Regions from separate parts of the Mus musculus genome. Here region 1 is linked to region 2. Evidence: chromatin loops called from intact Hi-C (ENCODE). Cell type or tissue: left cerebral cortex. All regions are shown on one strand. Links, peaks and the distances in the headings refer to the core of each region. The heading gives the core; the rest is flanking DNA. Region 1 has its middle 93 kb from the start of Gm38996. Region 2 has its middle 170 kb from the start of Gm38996.

Region 1 (5,387 bases), core at 69-5,068, 79 kb after region 2:
GCTCAGTGGTTAAGGGCCCTTATCACTCTTAATTTTTTATTACAGAGAACCTAGGTTGGGTTCCCTGTACTCACATCAGATAGTTTACCACCTCTAACCTCTGTTCCAGGGGATATGGCACCTTTTACTGGCCTTTTCAGGAATATATATACACTGAGCATCTCTCTAGACTTATAGGCAATATTTTGAAGTAGAGATGGTCACGAAACAAAAATTTGGTAAAATAGTTGCTTCTGGAGATGTCAAATATATCTGTGATCATTTTATTATTTCTTATTGGGGAATTGCCCAGATTTTAGTTAATCAATTCCATAATTTAGCTATTAAAAAATAAAAGTCTATGTTCAAAGAATCTTTGAACAAATTCTTGTCTAAATTAAATGCTTTGCTCTAAGCTTCTTCTGAAGACAGAGCGTGAAAGCTGACATCACTGGCTTGAATTCTTGAAGGAACCTGATATTTCACACGGTGAAGAAATGTTTCCATGTATTGCAGTATGACTTAATAGTCTCTTCTGATAGTTTGTTCACAAAGTTGCATTATCAGGAAGTCTGTCCTGTGTGTAGCTAAGGGGGTAGGCTGTGCCATCCAGTGTCCAGGGGATAAGTTGAACTCATTCGCTCACTAGTGATTCTTTTCTTTTCTGTTTTGTTCTTGTTTTTGCATAAAATTAGAAATGATGATACTTTTCAGTTTTCTTTCACTAATTTCACATACTTAGTTACTATTTTCTAAGGTCTTTAGTTACATTAATAGGTTATTTAAAATCTGGTTTTGGTCTTCTAAATAATATGAAGACTAGTGGCTGTTTCTGGGTGAGCTAGTGAAAGAGTGAGTCAGAAGGTGAAAGGATAAACTTCATCCCAAAGAGGAAAATAGAATAAACACATGAACCACACACATAAATAGAGCAGAAAAGAATAATGCTGTGCTGTGCAAATAAGCCAAACACATTCTCATCCATACAGTTCTCTGGAGGGGGGGAGACAAGCACAGGTTTATTTCACACACACACGCACACACACACACACACACACACACGAGAGAGAGAGAGAGAGAGAGAGAGAGAGAGAGAGAAACTAAAAATTTAAATGCAGTAAGATGTCAAATCAATAGTGTAATGTTCAATAAAATCATTTATGTGGTATAAACACCTCAGACTAACTGTGGGAATCGGTTGGTATGTGAAAAAATGCATTCTTAAGAACTTCAGAAGGGAATGAGATAGATGAGACACACCCAGTTTTCCCAGAACAGGAATGAAGAACTGTTCATCATTGTTGTTTATGATCAAGCACTATTGAACACTATTAGAGCTGTTGATTCAGTGTTGATACTTTATTAACACCTTTTAGAAAACGTTCTTATAATCACAGAACAAATTATTTAATTGAAGGTACAAAAAGAGGTAGGACAGCTGATTAATTAATGTAAAAGGTTGTTCTAGTTTTCTTTCTATTTCTGTGATAAACACTCTGACTAATAGCAACTTGGAGAAGAAAGGGTTTATATGACTTACATGTCTCAGGTCACAGTCATTTACTGATGGTTCTTAGGGCAGGAACTTAAGGCAGGAACTGAAGCAGAGACCATGGGGGAATGATGCTTACTGGTTTGTTCTTCATGGCTTTCTCAGTTGGATCTCTTATACAAACCAAGACTGGAATCCCAAGGGTGACACCACCTGCATCAGTCATTAAAAAAGAAAATGCCCCACATACTTGCTTGTCCATAGGCCAGTCTAATGGAGGCAGTTCCTCAGTTGAGGTTCCTTCACCCTACCTGACTCTAGATTTTGTCAAGTTGACAAAAAACTAATCATTAAAAAAGTATTTGGAATGTTCAAAAAATGAAAAATGGGAGCAGGACACCACAAAAAAGCTGTGTGGGAACATTCTGAAACTGCACACAGAAATAGAACATTATAGAGTCTCATAATAAAAGCAGATCACATGTACCCTAAATGTTAAACTCAAAAGAGTGACCAAAGTTTTCAACTAAAATTTACAATTCCCTTGTGTGAAACCACAGTTCCATACACATCTTACAATATGTCAGGAAAAGATATTTCAATGACCCCATGCCGTATTCCACCAAGCTCTTACTATTTCCGTTGTGCCACATCTGACAACCTACCTCATTTCTAAACTTTACACCAAACAATAGGTTGGCTGACAAGCAATTCAGACCTAAACATTTTTCATTTGTTTGATTGTTTTGTTTTAAAGATCTAGTTTTATTTTTAGTTGTGGGGTGTGTGGGTGTTTGTGTACATCTGTGTGGGTACTTACCAAGCTCCTTACATCTCGAGCCACTTAACCCGGTTGCTGGGAATCAAACTCAAATCCTCTGCAAGAGTCAGAAGCCCTCTTAACCACTCAGCGATCCCTTCAGTCCCATAAGCATTCATTTTTATGCTTCTGGAAAATGATTAGAAGTGTCCAGAATACCCAATTGATAGGCCCTTTGTTAGAGATCGAGTTTTCCTCTTGTCTGCTCATGTGCATCATATATTTTGCAATCATTCTGAAAATATCCAGCCAGCTTCCAAGAATCACTGTAGCCTGGCTGAATTCACACTCAAGTCAGACCATTCTTTATGGACCAGACCAGTGATGGAAAACAGTGCCCCAAGACAGAGACAACCCTGGGTGACTAATAGATGACCCTGCAGCTGTCTTCATTCAAGCCAGAGGAGAACTTTATCTTCCTGAGCAGAAAGTTTGTGACTAGAGCAGATTGCAGCCTCTCATTTACATGCAGAGCTGTGTGTGCTGGTTTTCATCCATTTGCTTGTGACATCTGTCCCACACCCTTTTTCTGTGTATGCTAACAGGACACTTCACATACTTCTTGGGTTTGCCATATCTATTTCAAGAAAGTCTGTCTAACTGTTGCAACATTAAACCTCTCTAAAGACTTTGTGCCAACTGGCGTTAAATTTGTGATCTTTATGGCAGTCTGAGCTGGTAACTTGAAAAAGCTGGCAGAAATAGAGGCAGGGACAGAAACAGTGTAGACAGCTGTAGCAATGGCAGAGGCAGCTGAAGAAGCATGGCAGAATAACCATGGACAAGAGTGGTAGTGTATCAGATGCTGAGGGTCTGTGGAAATACCAACAAGGTAAATAGGAGGTAAGAAATAGCAGAAAGCTCAGTGAAGGCAGAGATTGTAGGGAATCAAGGTTGGGAGACTGGAGTTTCCTAATCAGTAATCAAGTTCCAGAGCAGTAGTGAGTATTATAGGCAAGGGTCTGGATACCTGCCCCACCCTACTGCTCTTGGTGCTCACTGATGCTAAGAGCTGAGGTCTTCAGTATCATTAGTTAAAAGAAGCAGCAATGCTGGTCAGCACTGGATGTGGCCAGTGCTAGCTGCTGCTGGTATTTAAGCACTCTGTATGTTAGACTGCTGGCAGCCAGTGCTTAGAGCCAGTCTGAGCTGAGAGCTGGATCTGTAAGACTTTTGTTTTAAGAGCTATGGTCTCTTGTCCTGAGGGTTTACTTGTCTTGTAATCTCTTGTCTAAGTAATCACTTGTCCTCAGAGTTTACTTAGGCTCAAAAGTCCCGAACCGCCAACAGGGAGGAGGCCACTCTTTGTCTAGCCATGCATTTCCAAATGGACAAAGCAGAAGAACCATCTTCATCAAGCATTTGTGAAGCAAAGCCTAGGCAGTGAGGCCTTGGGCACTGGGAATTTGTCAACAGATCTGTGGTCTATGGGACAATGTGGATGTTCCCAGCCAGCACATGCTCAGAAAAGCCCTTAAGAAGGACCCTCAGGTCTCACCTTGCTTGACCGTCAAACTCTGCAAAAACAAAAAGTTAAGTAAAGGCAAAGTTGCAAATTCCTGAGTGATTGGTAAAGGCATTCCTCACACAGACGTTTAACACACATGCACACCACATAAAAATAGCAAGAGTGGCTTGTTTGTGCGTGGGACGTATGTGTAACACAGGAAACACATGCATGTAAGAAATTCCCTGTAAATCAATAGCTGACCATTAAGCTTATAGAACAATGACTTCAATGGACAGAAGGACAAAGTACAGTTTTTAACTAAACAAGCTTTAAGAAATTCCTATAATCTACAATGTATATAACAAATACCAAGACGGAGGTGGCCACGTATGAAAGTCATCACATTATTCACATTGTTCTGTTCAGAAGAAGAATTTACAAGACATATGGCCACACAATAAATGCTGGTTAGGCTTTGTTTGCTACTGAATTTCCACAGACATAGGCAGGCTGCAGCCCATATACCACAAATGCCCCAAGACAGCTCTGAATATGGACGGCACGATGGACTTCTAGATGAATTTGTATTCCAAGGTCAAAAGGTTCACATCTCTGTGTTAGAAGGTACAATCCAAAAGATTTGTGATGGCACGTTACTAACACTATGGAAGACTAAAACACTGGTTGTATTTTTTGTTTGGTTTGAGAGCCAATAGTCCAGGCCAACTTCAAATTCTCTGTGTAGTTGAAGATGACCTTGAACCCCTTGGCACCAGTACTCAAATGTTAGGATTATAGACATGCAACAATCACATCTGGTTTATGTTGTTCTGGAAATCAAACTCAGTCCTTTGTGAATGCTAGGCAACCATTCTGTCAGCTAAACTACATTCAAAGCTCCTAAAACATACTTATATCTAGTTCTTTATATACATATGTATATATATTTAGACATTTTTTAATTTAAATTTCAAATGTTATCTCCTTTCCCAGTTTCCTCCCCTCCCGGAAACCCCCTATCCCATCCCCCCTCCCTCTGCTTTTAGGAGGGTGTTCCTCCACCCACCCACTCACTCCTGCCTCCTGCCTTCGATTCCCCTACACTGGGTTATCTGTCAAGCCTTCATAGGACCAAGGACCTTTACTCCCATCGTTGCCTGACAAGGCCATCCTCTGCTACATAAGCAACTGGAGCCATGTGTACTCCTTGGTTGGTGGCTTAGTCCCTGGGAGCTCTGGGGGGTCTGGTTGATTGATATTGTTGTTTTTCCTAAGGGGTTGTCAACCCCTTTAGCTCCTTAGTTCTTTCTCTAACTCCTCCATTGCGGACCCTGCACTCTGTCCAATTGTTGGCTGTGAACATCCACCTCTGTATTTGTAAGGCTCTAGCAGGGCCTCTCAGGAAACTTAAAAATTAACCATAACCCCTTTTTATTGCTTTAAAATTCTGTGTGTCTACAAAATTCATCAAGCATTCTAAAGAAGCCATTCACATATGTTGGGTTCATATGTTCATTGTATAACAAAGTAATTCATTTTGTGATAGTTTCAATGTCACCTAACATAATTATAAATGTGTCACATCACCTCTCTTTTAATAAATCTTTGTACAATATTTTAAAAGAATGTTCTGTATTGAATCTCCA
Region 2 (5,387 bases), core at 168-5,167:
TTTTCTTGTGGGAAGAAAGGAGCATGAAAGTCACAAGGGGACTACTAGGGTTATGGAAGATAAACAGAGAGAGCAAGAGAGTGATGAAATAGGATAGTGAGGGACTGGGGAGATAGATCAGTAATTAAAAGTATTACCTACTATTGTGGAGGACCCAGGTTGGATTCTTAGCATTCAAATGGTGACTCATAGCTATTGATAACTACAGTACCATGGAATCTGATGCCCTTTCTGGTCTCTGCGGACACTGTACACATGTGGTAGATAGACATGTAGGCAAAACACCCAAACACATAAAAATAAATAAATTACTAGAAAAATTTAAAACAAAAAGGATAATGAGGGATGGCCATAGAAAACATATAGTATATGCATGTAGAAATGTTATAACAAAATTTTATTATATAATTAATACTAATACTAATAAAAATAATTAAGTATATTTTTCTACTGAGCCAATTTCCATCTAAAATAAAAGATTATGTTCATGTTCAAAAATAACCACTGAATCTAGCTAATTTTAGAAGATAGCACATTAAAGAAAATGATGTGAAGTCTGGGACTTAGGCAGAGAAAAATGAAGGTAGGGTAGGCCACACAACAGAATGTTGTAGCTGCTGCAGCCCTTGGGAAACACAATGAGCACATGCTCTCCCACCCTTATCCATCTGCTCCAGCTGAGGTGCACTCGGCTGCGCTGGGCAGGAGTGGGAGAGATCGTATATTACCTCCCAAGTCTTGGGCAGAGAGGTAAGCTCTCTCTTCTGTCACCTCACACCATGTTGCAGGCCTCAAATTCAAGAGTAAAAGGGCCTGGCAGAATGTTTCACAAGGATGAAAGGGAGAGTGGAAATGCCAGGGAAGTCCAAAGCATGTCTGTGGGCACCACTGGAGGGAATCAAGACACCGAGGCAGCAGATTTACAACAATCCTTGACACTTCTATCCTGGAAAAGGTTGGAAGTGTGAGGCTGGAGTTCTCTGAAGAAGCCATATCTACATATACCAGATTCCTGTAATCTGGAGACCCTGACCATGACCAGGTAGGTCTACAGCCAGGTTTACTTTGAGAAATCTTAGCTTCTTTACTACCCTCATTTGTATCTGATGCTTCGCGTTAATTGTTAACTTGATACAGTCTGGGCCCACCCAGTGTGGGTAGCACAATCGCCTGGGCTGAATTACCCTGAATTGTGTAAGGATGGAAGTGCAAGATGAGCAGATGAGTACCATGAATACATTGATTTGTTGTTCTCTGCTTGGGACTGTGGATATGATGTCAACAGCTGCTTCAAGTTTCTTGAACTTCCCTGCTGTGATACATTGTAACTAGAATTGTGCTACAAAGAAATCTTTCTCCCCAAGATGCTTCAGCCAGTGTGTTTTTATCATAGAAACACTGAAACAAAACCAAGTATTGTGACTTAGACAAACCTCTTAGAGTGTATCAATAGCCTTAGCATACCTCTATTGTGCATCAACTCGAGATCTGAAAATGGTTCCAGATGGCATGTGAAATCTATGGAAAGGATTTCTTCACCTTGCTATAGCTTACTGTGCTATCTAATTTTTCACACAAACTACAGTCACCGGAGAGGAGGGAACCCCACTTGAGTTGCCACCAGATTGGTCTATGGTCATGTCCTTTCTTGGTTGATTATTTATGTTGGAGGGATCAGACCACTGTGGACAGTGCCATATCTAGGCAAGTGAATCTGTGCTATATAAGAAACATAGCTGAGCAAGCCAGAGAAGTAGGCCAGTAAGCAGTGCTCTTCCATGGTCTCTGTTTTAGTTCCTGGGTCAAGTTCCTGTTCTGACTTCTCTCAGTGATAAATTATGAACTGAAAGTGTAAGGTGAAGTAAGCCATCTCCTCCCCAGGTTTCATTTTGTCAATTTTATCACAAGAACAGAGAAGCAAACTACACTTGCCTCCATAAAGCCACCACCAATGCATTTATTTTGAATGTAGCATGTACGCTTGTTTTGTTCTATGTCTATAAATGTTCATATTCTTTTTTCCTCAGTGTGTGTATCCTTCAGGATAACTTGGGTCTGCCTTCCTGGACCATAACACTCATATTTAGCTGAACATTGACTATTTTCTTATTTTATTCTTTACTGAAGTCTCTGTAGGGAGCTTTCAGACTGTGATGCTGTCTTCCATAAAGATGGAACTTGAGAACTTGTCTCCAATTGTACAAAAGAGGGGTTGGGGAAATACACACTTCACCACTCCTGTGAGACTGAGAAGAACTATTTGACACCTATTTCTGAAGGCTGAGCTGAGGTGGTACTGATCTGGGACACTTGACAGCAGGAAAACCTAGGTTGTGTAGCCTGTGGGACTTTTTCCTCTGAGGTAACCTTCAAGTTTGTGGCTTCCAGTGCTAGCCAACCAAAGCCATGGGGATGCACTTCTACAGCATATAGAGATAAATTATGACAGCTCCATGACGGCCTGGCTCCAGCTGCCTTCCTGCAGGTACTCCTGAAGAGCTGGGCACCACCTTAGAGAGAGATGAAGGTTCTCTCATAAAGTATTAAATGCATCACGTTAAGCAGGGCAGGCTCTAGGTGCCAAAAGAAAATGCTCTGATGGCCAAAAGAGAGCTGGGGCAGCCCAGTAGGACAGACCCTCAGCAGTGCTTGCTGGGGCATGTAGCATGATGTTCTTTCCTGTGGATTTTCAATTAGAAAATATCTCTGTTCCCCATTCATATGTCTGCTGGCAGCCAAGAGCAAACTTCCTGGAGCCTCAGCAGTTTTGATTCACCAAAAATATGATTTGGAATCAGCTGCCATGTTAACTGAGTAACAAATTCTGTTTTCCTTTCTATTTTTGCACTATCTTTCAGAAACACATTTTCCATAAGGGACCCGGATATTTAAAAATTGTGAACTAAAGCCATATGGAGTGGAAGGAAAATCAGATATCAGCTGGAGGGAAGAGCTTCCTAGTTAGACTTGCTAAGAAGTCTACCTCTCGTAGCTCCTCTCCTTCCCCAGCATTCCTGCCCCACAGTCCTTCTTCTGTTACTTCAATCAAGGCAGAAATGGAGCCTGCTGAGTGTTGTGGGTCTGATAGATTTCTTAGGAATCTCTGCCTGTGCCTTGAATGACTGACTCGGTGTGAAGATCTACATGTTGTGGCTCAAATTGCCTAGGCATAAAAGCTAAGGGGTAATTCCTTTGTCTCTGAACTTCTGCTTACAGGTGGTACCAGAAAGCTTTAGTGCAGCAAATTCTGCAGGAACCTCCTTCAACTTTATCTCAACCCTCAGTGGCTTTCACTTGTGTAGACTTCAAATTCCTCTGACATGGGAGCTGGTGTCTTGTAAGGTTTACTTGACCAGACTTTCACTATCTTTGGAGTACAAGGAACTTCATTTACCAGGTTCTCTTGCAACTGGTTTCTCCCTAAGTGTGGGTGTGAGGAGGCAGTGGTAGAACAAAAGAGAGGACCAAGGAGGAAGGGGAGGTGTTCATCTCTTTTGCTGAATCTTTCTGCTTTGGAAAACTTTACTTCGGTAACCTGGCCTTTTCTCGGTGTCTTTCTATGGTCTTCCTGAGATTCTAGCTCCTTCTCTGTGGCCTTGACACCTCCCAACCCTAACCCTAGCCTCTATGCAGTGCTCTCTATGTGGCCTTGACTCCTCCCAACCCTTACCCTAACCCTGGCCTCTATGTAGTGGTCTCTATGTGAAAATGGCTTCCTGTAGTTGTTAATTCTTGATTTGTGCATGGATTCTCACCACTTTCACGTGGGAAATTTTATCCACAGGGATAGATATGCCCAAGAGCCATTTGTATTTGTTTCGTGCCATTCATTTCTTGTGACCAATCCCAGGGTGTACCTGGTATTTCCAATTAATTACAAACTGTGGATATCATTGTATGACTTTCTTGGAGACACAAAAACAAACATGTATTCACTTGAAAGAGAACACCCTTGACAGACCAATGCTACTACCTGAGTCTAACTAATTGGACCAGTGAATTCACTGGAGTTGTTTATAGGAACATGAGTGATGCCAGATCAGCTACATCACCATAAATCCCACCCCAGTGAGGTTGATGACTCAAGAGAGCTAAACCTTCAGAGTCCTCTGCTTAGCTTTCAGGCAGGCAACTCAGTCTTTTCTCCTCAGCATACATTACTTTTTTCTATAACCTTATGAAAGGGTTTTATGAATCTTGCAAGTCACAGGGACAATCTAGGCCTTGTACATTTTTTATTTCCTGTGTCTTATAATCTCCCTTTATTCTTATGAACCTCCTTTCTCCCATTCAGGAAATAATGCTTCAATTCAAATGAAATGACTGCACAGTGCTTTTCTATTATGTAGCTGACTTTTTTCCAATTAATTTATTATAAGTACCATGCTATGAGTATTAGTCTCTTATCTCAAATATGAATTGATAATTTTTCTTGGATTTAATTATTGCTTTGACTTTGCTATAGATATTGTTGTTGTTGTTGTTTTCTTTGGCATAAACCATGTTTTAAAAAATTGTTTCAAAGACGTGTAGTTATCGCTACTTTTGATGCTACATTTAGAATACCTACATTAATCATAGCTAAAATTTCTCTACATGCTTTATTTTCATAGTTTCATTTATTAAAATATGTAACCAATTCCATAATTTAATAAATAAATATATAGAGAGATAGATATAGCTTTAATGCTCTTAATTTTTTTTTTTGCAAATGATAGCTTAATTATACTAATGTAATCTGCTAAATAGGTCACTGTATTTGTTTAACTTTTGTGGCTGTAACAAAATGCCCGAAGGTGAGTAGTTTATAAAGGAAAGAGGTTTACTTAGTTCATAGTAATTGGACTTCAAGAGCATGGCATTGACATCTGCTTGGCTCTAATGAGGCCCTGGGGCAGACAGTATTGTAGTGGTGGGAATTCGTGCACACAAGACTACAAGGATGACACACAAAGTGAGAGAAATCATGGGTCATGCTAACTCTTTTATAAGTTATATTTATTCAGTATTTATTAATTGGTCAAATGAACAGATTGCATGAGATATTTCCATGATTGTCTATGCAAACCTCCAACCCTCTCTTTCCTCTTCCTTTTCTCTGGACCACCTTCCCATTTCTAGGAACCCAACAGCTATTTCCAAACTTTTTTGTTTGTTTGTTTCTAGGTATAAGAGAGAAAGTGTCATATTTGCCTGTACGTTTCTGACTAATTTTGGTTAAAAATAATAAGCACCAGTTCCAACCATTCTCTTGCAAATGACATGCTGTAATTTTTTCCTTATTATTTATGACTGAGAGAGGCTTCACTGGGCATAAAAAGGAGACATTTAAAAGTCTGTTGGTGAATGTCAAGGCTAATTCCATGTCCTGGTTACATGGATATAGG

What was found. Peaks named below come from ENCODE experiments on the same cell type or tissue, not always from the same donor. Only the 100,000 strongest peaks of a DNase experiment are listed, where the experiment ranks them.
Region 1: a loop joins it to region 2, with 2.3 times the contacts of the local background. A loop is called at or near these places in 2 of 42 quality-filtered maps.

Annotation. Positions count from the first base shown.
Region 1 is chr7:40,199,953-40,205,339 of GRCm38, forward strand. No RefSeq gene overlaps it. Among named protein-coding and RNA genes, the nearest start is that of Gm38996, 93 kb to the right of the region's middle. In left cerebral cortex, for the core only: no CTCF peak of the experiment used is centred there; a DNase peak (open chromatin) is centred at 2,883.
Region 2 is chr7:40,120,627-40,126,013 of GRCm38, forward strand. No RefSeq gene overlaps it. Among named protein-coding and RNA genes, the nearest start is that of Gm38996, 170 kb to the right of the region's middle. In left cerebral cortex, for the core only: no CTCF peak of the experiment used is centred there; a DNase peak (open chromatin) is centred at 2,870.